Linked DNA regions of Homo sapiens: regions 1 and 2 are each linked to region 3. The links are chromatin contacts, found by Hi-C or POLR2A ChIA-PET in ENCODE. All regions are on one chromosome and are shown on one strand. The core of a region is the stretch at or near the end of the contact, and the rest is flanking DNA. Distances in the headings are between cores, read along the strand shown. Region 1 overlaps THADA (THADA armadillo repeat containing). Region 2 overlaps THADA (THADA armadillo repeat containing). Region 3 overlaps THADA (THADA armadillo repeat containing).

Evidence for each region. A loop is a pair of places that touch in the nucleus more often than their neighbours do. ChIA-PET counts read pairs that join two places held with the same protein, here RNA polymerase II (POLR2A). Pooled maps may share reads with other maps.
Region 1: a pooled map shows a loop between it and region 3 (11-fold over the local background). The contact joins two enhancer-like sites. A Hi-C loop is called at or near these places in 1 of 37 single-sample maps with no recorded cell type and 11 of 50 pooled maps. POLR2A ChIA-PET finds 5 or more read pairs at or near these places in 6 of 52 experiments (AG04449, K562, MCF 10A and 3 more).
Region 2: a map of HepG2 shows a loop between it and region 3 (9-fold over the local background). The contact joins two enhancer-like sites. A Hi-C loop is called at or near these places in 2 of 168 maps with a recorded cell type or tissue (HepG2 and PC-9), 1 of 37 single-sample maps with no recorded cell type and 7 of 50 pooled maps. POLR2A ChIA-PET finds 5 or more read pairs at or near these places in 3 of 52 experiments (GM12878, MCF 10A and activated naive CD4-positive, alpha-beta T cell).

What each region holds. Positions count from the first base shown.
Region 1 is chr2:43,538,424-43,542,731 of GRCh38, reverse strand. It overlaps THADA (THADA armadillo repeat containing), which reads left to right. Exons shown (of 38, transcript NM_022065.5): 21 at 1,416-1,573. Among named protein-coding and RNA genes, the nearest start is that of THADA, 55 kb to the left of the region's middle. Within about 2 kb of position 1,316, at least 16 of the 41 ENCODE cell types and tissues checked have a DNase peak (open chromatin) inside an H3K27ac peak, as active enhancers do.
Region 2 is chr2:43,310,920-43,315,164 of GRCh38, reverse strand. The region is part of intron 31 of THADA (THADA armadillo repeat containing); the gene reads left to right. Among named protein-coding and RNA genes, the nearest start is that of LINC01126, 86 kb to the right of the region's middle. Within about 2 kb of position 1,589, at least 8 of the 41 ENCODE cell types and tissues checked have a DNase peak (open chromatin) inside an H3K27ac peak, as active enhancers do; they include PC-9, where a contact is called at or near this core.
Region 3 is chr2:43,424,543-43,429,136 of GRCh38, reverse strand. It overlaps THADA (THADA armadillo repeat containing), which reads left to right. Exons shown (of 38, transcript NM_022065.5): 28 at 906-1,037. Among named protein-coding and RNA genes, the nearest start is that of THADA, 170 kb to the left of the region's middle. RefSeq lists enhancers at 2,518-2,577, 2,598-2,687, 1,842-3,041, 3,080-3,159. Within about 2 kb of position 2,501, at least 24 of the 41 ENCODE cell types and tissues checked have a DNase peak (open chromatin) inside an H3K27ac peak, as active enhancers do; they include PC-9, where a contact is called at or near this core.

The DNA of each region.
Region 1 (4,308 bases), core at 67-2,566, 110 kb before region 3:
ACCTGGGTTTGGGCAGCAATCAACTTCTCCCAGCAATGTGGTTCATTGTCTGCTGTGAGAGTTCTTAAAGTCAAGCAGGCTTTTAAAGGAAACAAACCTTATTAGTAAAATGGGAGCTGCTTTGTTGTGTCAAGCTTCCAGAATTCGAGTTCTTACATCTTGTTTGATCATTAGTTGTTACTGAATTTTCTGCAGTGCTGTAAAACGTCATCAGAAGCAGCAATTTCTTAGTGATGTATTACATATTCTACATTCTCCACTAGGTGGGGATATTGTCTTGCAAAAAATTATCTCCACACTTAAATTTTTAAATTACACAAAATAATGTATAAATGTAATTATAGCCTATTGTAATAGTTTCAAACAACAGAGGTACATATGAATTAAAAACAAATTAAATTCCTCCAAGGTTTCCTCTCCAATTCCATGTCTTCCTTCTTTAGTGCAATATATTATTTTGTACTTATTTTATATGTTTATGTGTATGTACACTTACCCATTTAATGCATTGGGCTTTTTAAATAAAAACACAAATGAGGTTACCCTATAAGTACCATTTTGTCAGCGTGCTCTTTTATTTAATATAATAGTTCATCTTGGATTTTAAAAAAATATCAGTACCAAAAATACTCCTAAAACTAGAATAAGAGAGTAAGTAAGGCTAATTATAGCTTATTGGCCATGGGAATTAAATATATTTTGAAAGATAATTTGTATTTTCCTTTGATTTTAAAAGTTATATTCTACTCCTTTACTAATGCAACAGTCATGCTCACCAAAATAAATAAGGAGTGTATTTATTATAGTCATCCATATCATACTTTATGACAGAGAGGCAGAGTTTGTTTAATCTTTGGAAATTAAAGATTAAACAAGTTTTGGAACAATATTGTGTTTTATTTTAAAATTTAATTTGAAAATAATAAATTAAAATACTGGGCCTGGCATGGTGGCTCATGTCTATAATCCCAGCACTTTGGGAGGCCCAAGCGAGAGAATTGCTTTAGTCCAGGAGGTGATGTGGTGAAACCCTGTCTTTACAAAAAAATACAAAAATTAACTGGGTGTGGTGGCGCATACCTGTAGTCCCAGCTACTAGGGAGGCTGAAGTAGAAGGATTGCATGAGCCTGGGAGGTCAAGGCTGCAGTGAGCCATGAGCATGCTACTGCACCCCAGCCTGGGTGACAGAGCGAGACCCTGTCTCCAAAAAAGAAAAAAAAAAAAACTTAGCATGATTTCTTCTCATAACACATGCTCGACAAATGTTAGCTTCTTTCCTTCTGAGTAAATATAACATGACAAATCGGGTTTGTTCAAGCAGATTATTCTTGGGGAAATTATGAATAAGCTTGTTTTTAGAAACCTGGGATATGAGTAATCAAGGTTGCAATCGTTGTGTTTTTTTTTGTTTAAGGTAAAGAAGTAAAAACATGTGATGTAACTGCGCAGATGGTGCTGGTATGTTGTTGGAGAAGTATGAAGGAAGTTGCTTTACTTTTAGGCATGTTGTGCCAGCTTCTGCCCATGCAGCCTGTGCCAGAATCTTCTGATGGATTATTGACGGTGGAGCAGGTAAGGCACATGTTTATTCCACCATGTATAATTTCTGGTCAACGCATAAATCACTTTTTTTTTTATAACCCAACTCTAAAAAAAGGTTTAAAATTTTTCTTGAATAAAATCATACAAATGTTAACTGAAGAAAGTTCATGGTAATTTAGAATGTTAGACTTTATAATACATTTCAAAACTGTGGCATTTTTAGAAATTTTTTCTAAGGTATATAAATAACTGTAGATTTTACCTCACTTTTAACTGTAGTTTTATCTCTAATTTTTATTTCTCCATTTCACATACACAGACTTAAACTTTAGCTTAAAATTGTCTTATTTAGTAAAACTCCACAAATCTCTTAAATTTTGGAAAGAAAAAAAGTAACATGTTGGTTGATTATGGATCTCATGTTTCCCACTGCATTGATAATAAAGTTGTAGTCTTGGTTTTTTTGGCTGACTTTTGTTTTAAGACCACAAAGTTAGTTCACCATCTGGGACTGTTCAAGTGACTTGAGTGCGGTGTTTACAAGAAGTTAGCTTACCACAAGCATTTCATTTGGAAATATTTTAGATTTATTAGATTTCTGTTTTTAATTGATTCCCTCTTCCTTTCCATATGGTTTTGACAAATCCATTTCCCACCATTTTTCAGCAAAGATATATAACATGTACTTTCATTTTTAACTTTTTAAAAATAAAGGCAACTTTTTCCCTAGGGTGTTACAATTCAAGAACAAAACAAATATTGTAGTATGCTAATGCTGATTATTTCTATAATAACCACATGACTAGTTCCATGGAAATAATGCTAATACTTTTTTTCTCACACTCTGTGGCTTATGTTGCATGCATCTGGTTAACAGCTGCGCTTGTGATGTTGCAAGGCCTTGAGATGAAGAAAGGCAAAGGCGCACAGGACATTTCAGGCATCATTATGTTCCTTATTCTCTTCCAAATCAAATAGGCGTCAGTGTCCTAGAGTTACTTGCAGTCATTGCTGGTGACTGGCTGTAGTGCCAATGCCAACATCTTTGCTGAGGAATCCAGCTATGATTAATGATTACTTCACTGATGTTCACCATCTTGCTAAGAAGTAAACATGTGCTAGAGGCCTTTGATTTCCCAACTTCTCTTTCCAAGGACAAGTTAAAACATTTAGTTTTTTGGGTTTGTTGGGTAGTGTTTAAAAAACAAATTAAGGGAAGTGTATTTTGCTTTTACTGTAACTAAGACGTGAAAGCTTCCTATGAACATTATTTTGCCTTGACACTTTTCACATAGCACCCAAATCTTATGTATTTAATTTGTGTGCGACAGCCGTGTTAAAATTGGGAATTAATGTAAAATAAGAGATGTTTGTTAAAAAAAAAAACAATTATCACAAAAAGACAGGTTCTTATAAACCAAAGAATTCTTCCAGTGACTGCTTAAATAAAAAATAAGATCCTGACTGTTTTTCTGTAAAACATTAGTTTCCGTTGTAATGAGGTCCAGTCATTTTTCTATGTTGCCATTCACATGGTAACCTCACATACATAGGCGTGAGAAGAAACTGATGACTGAATGAGCGATGAACTGTATATGTAATAGCAGTGTTCTAACACTGGAACCCCGTCCCCTATGAAAAACTTGATTCTTCGTATTGCTGACTTTAGCTAAAGAAATGTCTCAGTTTAGGAGTCAATAAAAATCCAAAGTCATCAAGAAATTAGTGTTATTTACATTACTGGAGAATTCCTGCTTTTAAACATAACCTTTTGCCCCATGAACTTCCTTTAAATTAATAATAATTAAATATACTTACATGTGCTTAAAACCTTTAAGAGTTAAAAATATAAATGACAGAGAAGAACATCATTTACATTGGAATGGCTGGGCCACACCTGAGGTACACCCTTCCAAGAGCATAGTTGCCCTGGCAAAGCTAGATCTGTGCCTAGTGGTAAAACTATGAGTTTAAGAGTCAAGCCTTAGGTGAATGTGACTGCCGTCTGAATACACGGAGGCAGTGAAGTGACTTGCAGGCAGAATGCAACCCTAGTTAGAGGGGAGAATGTGGAACTTGCATTTCTTATTCTTCAGAGTAGTAACTGTGATCTACTTTTCTCTCAATGGATGAAGAAAGCCATTCCATACAGTCTAAAATACAATTCTATTCTATTTTGAAATTTGATGACTTGAATGTAGATGACAGTCCGTTTAAAATCATCCTGATTTTACAGCTCCTTGTTTAAACCGGTGGCCACTTAAATCCCCCATATAGGAGTATAAAAGGTAGGGAGATTACAGTTTGGGGTTTTTTGTTGCTGTGTGGGGAGAAGAAATGGGGCTTGTTTATAATTCTGAGTTTTCAGTGATATATTCACAAACCATTAGAGCTGGAAGGATCATAGAGATGATATTATCCAGCTCTCTTGGACAAGAGGAAGCTGAACCCTGGATGTTACCTGGTTTGCCCAAGATTGCAAAGCTAGTTTGTGGCAGCTCTGGAACAGGAACCCAGTTCTTCTCCTTGCCAGCCTGTGTTCTGACATGGCACAGTGCTGCCTTTGTGAGCTGCTCATTTAATTTTTCTTTAAGTTTAATTTTCTGTATTTCCCATATCCAGGTAAATTTTCGCAAGCAACAGGACAGTAAGATGACTTGCTACTGAACTTTTTCTTAAATGATTGATTCCCTAGAGCACTTCCTGTGAAGCAGTGTGCTGTCACCAGTTTCTCCAGGAGGAAAATGTGTTCATTCAGAGGCATG
Region 2 (4,245 bases), core at 340-2,839, 110 kb after region 3:
GGAAATGAAGTAATAACAATTTCAGGGAAACTTTTTTGGATGGAGGAGCATCTGCTCATCCCCTCTCCAGTCCTATTCTGTAAATGGCCTTGGAAGGCTGTTCCTACCTCTGACATGTCTTAGAACCACGTTGAAGGGCTAGGGGCATAAACAAGGAGAAAAACAGTGAAGGAGAAAGGCAGAGAAGATTATTAGAAAAGCTTAAGATAATGATGTGTTTTATGTAATTCAAACTTTTATCATAGTGCTTCCCAATCATTTGAGGTTTCCTCAGCCATTAACTAGGTTTTAAAATTTTCAAATCTGGGGGTTTTGTTTTGAGTTTTAAACCCACAAGGACTCTCTGTCCCCTGTGTTCTTTTTCCTCTTCTGAATCCAGCTGTCATCGTTAGTATATATCAGTTTCCTGCTGGAATGGAAAGAAAATTATAGTGTCCAGTTGTAGTTGAGGGAACAAGAAAGAAAAAGCCGAACTGCCACAAGGACTCAGAGGGCTGGGTCTCAGGCTGGGCAGCGACATGGAGACGAGAGCTTTAATTCTTATATTAAACCCATCTTAAATTATTTGCTCTCAGGTTGGAAATTTTCCATTGAAATTTCTGTTTACAGAAATACTATCTAAGACTTGACTAAATATTTACCCCTTTGACAGATGGACTTTCTGTTTCTCTTATGCCCACACCCCTTAAAATTGTGTCTGTCACAGCTACTGAATTGAACATTTTCTTTTACCAAGTATTTAAACAAATACCTACCTGCACTTTCAGACTTTCATTTTAAGCTCTCTTGTTGGGTTTTATGAGCGGGTTTTTCCTTTCCTAGTCTCCATTTTATAAATTTTATGCAACTTGGTTCTTTTATAATTATGTGTATGTGTAATATATTGAAATATGACTCATGAAGAGGATTGATTAATCCTAAAGAAATGACATAGCAATCATAGATAGGAATATTTTAGGCTGATAAGGATTTGTCCATCCATACCCTTCATATAAATGATCTCAGAAGGCTGTTTTCCTACCCCTGAAATATGGATAGGATGCCCATTATACCCTCATTTTTAGGAAACATTGTTTTCAATCTCATCCTCCTTGTTTGTAGGGGGCTATAATAATAGTGGCCAACATTTATTGAGCATCTATCTCTATGCCAAGCACTGCCAAGCATTTTATGTGCATTAATGAAGAAAGTACTAATGTTCCTTCATGAGACCACAGAAACTGAGGCATAGCGAGAAGTGCCTAACATCCCATGTGTGCTAAGGTGGCAGATCCTGAGCTCTCCAGCTGCCCTCACTGTGGCCTCACGGCACAACCAGGGCCAGAGTCAGGAAACATCAGTCACTCGCTTAGGGAAGGGAGTCCGAGAACCCTCTTCGTGGACTCAACTTCCCAGGCTTCTGTCCCTGCTGCAGAATGCCCAGGCCACAGAGAAGGGACCCCCTTTTCAGGAGCTTCCACGTCACAGGCTTTTATGGGGCCTTTCTTGCTTGTGTTTCTGTTTCCCATCCTGAGGGTGTGTGGAATAATACGAGAGCCTACCCAGGACTGGAGCGTGTTATTAGAAAGAGCACGCTTGACTGCTCCCGGGCAGCCACCTGCCCTTTTTCCCTTGGAAAGTGGACCTATGGCCACTGCACAAAACACTTCCTAATACCAGGCTGCTGGTGACTACATTTTGTGGTTTCTTTGTTAGTTGATATTTATAGTTCAGATCTCATCACTCTGCCAAGTGCAATAAACATTTTGTTTTAACTGGAATATAACTTTTATTATTGTTATTATTTTTCTTTTAAATGTCTTAAAAGTGACCAGCTTGTGCAAGTGGAGTCAGAAACCCTAAATAGTCTAAATGCCAAGTCAGTGCGCTCTGTAGATCAGTGTACGATTAGAAGACAGGCTCTCATTTATTACTGCTTGTATTTATATAATGGAAGTTAGGTAACATAAGCCCCTCTGCAGGCCAGCTTAGATGTTGATGATGCTTAAATGGTAAAATCTGTGAGAAATGTTCAACAATGCCCTGTATTTGTACTGCCTAAAACATGAATAATACATATGTGACATGAATAAATAGGTCAGTGATTTTTATGACATATTAATTTCCTTTACCTAAGTTCCTGGGAAATATAGCTGAACAGTTACAGAGAATGAAAACAAACACTGGCATCTTACAAACACCTGCTTTGATTATTTAGTCTAATTAGGTTAAATTTAACTATTTCCATTTTAACAAATTGAAAACAATTCTTATCTGTTCCTCGGTCATGCACTTTATCAGTGTTGGATGCAGATGTGTTTAATATGACACAGTTGGTGCTGTTTTCTCAGCTCTGGGTGGGAAATAAAAAGGAATTGAGAACATATTTTTAGAGTCTTCTGGGGACTTTGTATTTCTGGGCCTATAGCTATGAAATTTTAAGGAGGAGGAAAAAAAAAAAAAAAAAACAGGCTTTGTTGTCAATAAATTAGTTGGTTTTCCCCAAAACACTGGAACTGTCATCTGAACTGCTGCTTGTGCCAAAATTATCTTTCCCAGGGAACAGTGAGCTTCTAAAATAACAGATGTTTCCTAGCTGTCTTTCAGAAGTCAGAATAATATAGGGTATGTTATTAGATTGCTAGGTTAACGTGGTGTTTACTCTGTTAATTCCAAACCTTGCGCTGAGTACAGAGGCCCACAATTCTTTAGAAATTTAGTTTAGAGATCATAGCAATTTAAGTGACTTACCCAAGGTTACACAGCTGGTTAGTGAAAAGGGTGAGCTTTCCTGACTCCTTATTCACCGTCCATTTCTGTGACCAAAGTTAAAGGCCTCATATAATGTGAGAGTTGTGTCTGTGGCAGAACCGTGTCATGAAACCTTCTACCCACATTTTCATCCCAGGAGTGAAATACCGTTCTAGTCAACAACTAGGGTCTCAGAACATCTGTGATTTCTTTTTTTTTTTTTTTTGCAGCTTTGTCACCCAGGCTGGAGTGCAGTGGCACAGTCATGGCTCGCTGCAGCCTCAACCTCATGGGCCCAAGTGATCCTCCTGCCTCAGCCTCCTGAGTAGCTGGGACCACAGGCGCATGCCACTATGCCAACCTAGTGGTTTTTCTGTTTTTGTTTTTAATTTTTTATTTTGTAGAGAGAGGTCTCCCTTTGTTGCCTAGGCTGGTCTCAAACTTCTGGGCTTAAGCAGCCCTCCTGCCTCGGCCTCCCAAAGTGCTGGGATTACAGGCATGAGCCACCATGACCGGCCACATCTGTGGTTTCAGTGTTCTCTGTTCCTGCCTTTCCCAGCTCCAGCTGCACATCACAGATAATCTGAAAGTAGTTGCCCATGTCAGTTAAATTTTTATGCAAGTAGTTTTTGAAAGTCTATTTAAGATATTTCATGTAAATGGAATCATACCTTTGTGGCCTTTCATGTGTGGATTCTTTCACTTAACATGTTTTGAAGGTTCATCCATGTTGGTCATTTTGTTCTTTTTATGGCTGAATAATATTCCAGTATATAGATATCACATTTTGTTTATCCATTCATCAGTTTGATGGACATTTGGGTTGTTTTCACTTTTGGGTTGTTATGAATAATGCTGCTATGAGCATTCATGGGCAAGTTTTTGCTGGGACCTGTGTTTTCAATTCTCTTGGGTATTTACCTAGAAGTGGAATGTCTGGGCCATATGCCAACTCTAAGTTTAACTTTTTGAAGAATTGCTAAATTGTTTCCAAAGAGTCTGCAACCATCTTACATTTTTACCACCAGTGTATGAAGTTTCCAGTTTCTCAATATCCTTACCAACTCTTACTGTCCATCTGTTTTATTAATAGCCATCCTAGTGCTGGGATCTAATTGTGCTTTTGATTTGCATTTCCCTAATGACTAATGAGTTTGAGCATCTTTTCTAGTGCTAGTTGGTCATTTATATATCTTCAAAGAACGGTCTCTTCAGATCCTTTGCGCATTTTTAAGTGAGTTGTCTCTTTTTTTTTTTTGAGACGGAGTTTCGCTCTTGTTGCCCAAGCTGGAGTGCAATGGCACGATCTCGGTTCACTGCAACCTCCGCCTCCCGGTTTCAAGCGATTCTCCTGCCTCAGCCTCCCAAGTAGCTGGGATTACAGGCATGTGCCACCACACCTGGCTAATTTTGTATTTTTAGTAGAGACAGGAGTTCACCATGTTAACCAGGCTGGTGTCGAACTCGCTACCTCAGGTGATCTGCCTGCCTCAGCCTCCCAAAGTGCTGGGATTA
Region 3 (4,594 bases), core at 1,252-3,751:
TACTCCGTCTCAAAAAAAGAAAAAAAAAACACACACACATTCTGAAGCTGGTAGTGGAATTTTTAGTATGGACATCATAAAGCATGTCTTTTGTATTTTTCCTATAATTTTGCACTTGGTATGAATGTACACTAATTGTTTATAATTAGAAAATAAAAGTAATGAATTTTACTTCTGGTTATGATGCATTTGCTCACATTAGTAGTTTATGCTAATGTGCTTTTCTGGCCTTTAGTGACTATTCATGCTTTCTTAAATACATTTGGATGTTGAAAGTTTCACATTTCATACTGTGGAACAGGCACGTCTCTACTGTAGGAACAGTTCTAATCAAAATAGCGTACTCTAATTATGTAAATGATAAGCTTTGAGAAGAGGATCCTGTACGAAAGCCCATTTCCCTGTTTTGCTAGTAGTTTTTTCTTATGATGCACATTTGGGAGATAAGAAGTGAACGTAGAAAAAAAAAAGAAAAAAGGAAAACTATCCCCTTGATTGTGGAGTCTCACTTCATATACATAATTTTGTTTTTGAAATGGAGTCTCACTGTGTCACCCAGGCTGGAGTGCAGTGGCGTGATCTTGGCTCACTGCAACCTCCGCCTCCTAGGTTCAAGTGATTCTCCCACCTCAGCCTCCCGAGTAGCTGGAATTACAGGCATGCGCCACCACATCGGCTAGTTTTTTGTATTAGTAGAGATGAGGTTTTACTGTATTGGCCAGGCTGGTCTTGAACTCCTGACCTCACGTGATCCATCCGCCTCGGCCTCCCAAAGTGCTGGGATTACAGGCATTAGTCACCGCACCCGGCCATATACATAATTATTTCATGAGAAAAATGTTTGAAGGAGGAGTGCTTCACTACCTAAATGTGAAATCTTTCATGTGTAATAATTGTTGTTTCAGTGATATGGGAGAACCAAATCGTCATCCAAGCATGTTTCTCTTACTTTTGGTGTTGGAGAGACTCTACGCTTCCCCGATGGATGGTACTTCTTCTGCTCTCAGCATGGGACCTTTTGTTCCCTTCATTATGAGGTAGTGTCATGCTGTGTAGAAATTGTCTAGGTTGGCGTGGGAGTTTTACGGGAATATTTTATCTTCTTCTTATTTCAGAAACTATTTTATATATATCATATATATTTTATATATATATATTATTTGTTTGTTTGTTTGTTTTTTGAGACGGAGTCTCGCTCTGTCGCCTGGGTTGGAGTGCAGTGGCGCGATCTCGGCTCACTGCAAGCTCCCCCTCCCAGGTTCACGCCATTCTTCTGCCTCAGCCTCCGGAGTAGCTGGGGCTACAGGCACCCGCCACCACGCCTGGATAATTTTTTGTATTTTTAGTAGAGATGGGGTTTCACTGTGTTAGCCAGAATGGTCTCGATCTCCTGACCTTGTGATCCGCCCACCTCATTCTCCCAAAGTGCTGGGATTACAGGCATGAGCCACCGCGCCCGGCCATATTATATATTTTTTTATATATGTAAACCTATTGTATATATTAAAAACTATTATATATATAACTATTATATATATTATATGTAAAACTTTTGTATATAACTATTGTGTGTGTGCGTGTATATATATATAACTTGTATACACACACACACACACACACACACACACACACAAACTTTGGGAGGGGTCTTGTGAAAGCAGAGGCCTGGGTTTTCCTGCCATTGCCCCCAGTGTTTCAGAGTAAGGTGCTTATATTGTGGGTACAGGATCTCATTAGAACCTGTGTAAGTAATGTTTTCTTTGAGCCCTGTCTGCTCCAAGGCAGGTGGATGGTGTTGATAGGAGATACTCCTTTTGAAAGACATAGCCCCATGTTTGCGTTATTCCTGTGTTGAGCCTGGCTAGCACGGAGCAGGCTTGGTTCTGGTATGTATCTTCTGTCCACGGGTTCGAGAGGATGTCAGGACATCTGCCTCTTCACTCTGGAAGAGTCTGCGAGCCGGTGCAATGGGTGGCATGTAAATGGTAATGCCATGTGGCATGAATTCCCACTCGTCTTCTCTTTTACGTTTGTAGTACCTGAAAAAAGCCATGAATATAGAGTATTCATGAAATAATATAACAGGGTTCTCTTCTTTTAGAGCCTATTACCACTTCTTGTGTTACATCTTTTCAGGCATTTGCCGTCTTCTGATTACTTTGTTCATTTTGGATCAAAGGCCTAAATATGTAGGCCTCCAAGAAGTATTAAAATTTTCTCATGAAACCTTTCAGAAGCCTATCATATTAGTTAGCTATTACCTTTCTGCTTAGCTCTTGACAAAACAGTACCTTCATTTTTGTGTTTCTACCAAAAATTGAAGTGGATTTGGAGCAGAAGGGTAAGAAACCAAACTCAAGAGAGTATTTCTTATGTATGTAGTGTCCTAGGTTTCACTTCCTTGTTTCACAGAGCTGACTTATGCATTTTAATGTGAGAAAACCATTAAACATGAGGTTCTGGCATGCGCTTGCAGAGCTATTTGTTTGCGCCAAGCCTTGGCTGTGGCTGTGTTATCTTTGATCACAGAGATGACTCAGGCAGACTGGTTTTTGTTTCCTGATATACAAAGTTACCAGTCTCCTTCATCTGGCATTTGGTGATTCATTTTAGGAATTTGGGTGGTAAATTTTACTTTCAGGGGCCTTAAAAATTGTTCTTTCATGAATAAGTGGAAAGAACTAAGAAATGTTTTCAGAAAGTTGATGCAAGGAGGAAAGGCATGTGCACAGAATTGCAGTTTACATTAGAAACAGAGATTTGCTTTAGAACCTGTGCTCTGTCTTAAGAACATTGAATTTGTGGAAGCTTTTTACTACTCAGTCTGTTGTTCATTGCATCCTAGAAATAATAAATTACTACATTGAAAGTACCTTTCAGTGGTACCTGAAAGTACCTTTCCAAAATGTTGCTTAGTTTACATATAATCAGAATGCTGATACTACTCATTATATTCAAAGTATCCATTATATAAAACAAAGATTGCATTAATATAGAAAATTTAAATATTGCTTTGAAGCCAGTGTACTTAGGGCATCATTTGTTAACCTCTAAAAATACAAAGTAAGAAGTTTGCAATCAGTCTGTTCTTCCAGTGAAAGAAAATGCTGCGGTTGTAGTTGCTTTCTTCCAGTAAGTAAGGTGCTTTATGAAGTAGATTCATAGAACATCACCAACAGCAGAAGTGCCACCAACCAAAATACAAGGTTATTTTGGTGTAACAGAAAGAGCACATCTATCACTCTTGACAAGCCCTGCACTCTTGGGTTCAAATTGTAGCTCTGTAACTGCCTTGCTTGCTCTCTGAACCTCAATTTCCTCAACTTGCAAATGAGGGTGATAACACATCTTCTGAGAGTCACTGTAAGCAAAATGTCCTGTAAGCAGAAGCACCACCCTTGATTCCTTAAGTACAGAGCCTAGGCTCTGACTTATTGACTGTCCATGTGTGTTATAGAACAGTGTTTCTAAAACTTTAAGATGTAAACATATCACTTGGCTATCATATAAATTCTGATTTCAGTAAATCTGAGGTGAGGCCTGAGAGTCCGACTTCCAAATGGTCTTCCAGATAATGCCACTGCTGCTGGTCTGTAGATCACATTTTGAGTAGCAAAATTAAACTTGGGATATTAAATTTAATACCATCACACACACACACACACACACACACACACACACACACACACATACAATTTTAACAAGCTAGACAGTAGTAGCTTATTAAAATTGGTTAGGCAGTTTAAGGAATTTATTAAGAAGTAGATTTTGACCCAGGAATGCAGAAAACAAGAAAGAAAGTGTTCTGAGCAGAGAAGTCAGTAGGAAGTAGACCAACCTTTGTTGAGCCCCGTCTTTCTGCCAAGTATTGAACTGGTCATTTTACTTACAGTGACTCTGAGAAGAGGTGTTATCACCCTCATTTGCCCGTTGAGGAAATTGAGGTTCAGAGAGCAAGGCAGTTACAGAGCTAGAATTTGAACCCAAGAGTGCAGGGCTTGTCAAGGGTGTTAGATGTACTCTTTCTGTTATACCAAAATAACCTTGTTTTTTGGTTGCCTTTTGAGTAGCCAGTAACTTAGCTACACGGAATGGACCTATAGGGTCTGAAATGTATGCAACTGAGAGAGATGAGGAGCCTATATCCACAGCTGCTGTATCTGAGTACAGGCTGTCTTCTGGATATAGACGTAATGTCTCTACCAATGGTGGGATCTGTTCCTTATTTTGCTTTTCCTGTAGGAAAAGTGACTGATTGGATTGGTTAACCATGTGTGGCACATGGTGACAATCGCCTGGGGTTATAGGACTGGTTTGTGGCCAGATACAGTAGAAGCCTGGCTCTTCTTTCTTGGCCACCTTCTGTGGTAAAGTGGAAGGCCCTAGATTTAGTTAGTTTGGGGTTTCATCAGCCTACCACAGGGAAAACCCATGCTACCCCAAAATGTTCACTGGCGAGGTGAACTATAAACAGATTTTTAAAAAGCAGTGAATGTGATAAAACTGTATGCATTTGATTTAGATGACCTCTGAGAATATTATTCATGAAGAAAGTGGAAGGCTGATCATAAAACCTGTCATTCCAGGCAGTGCT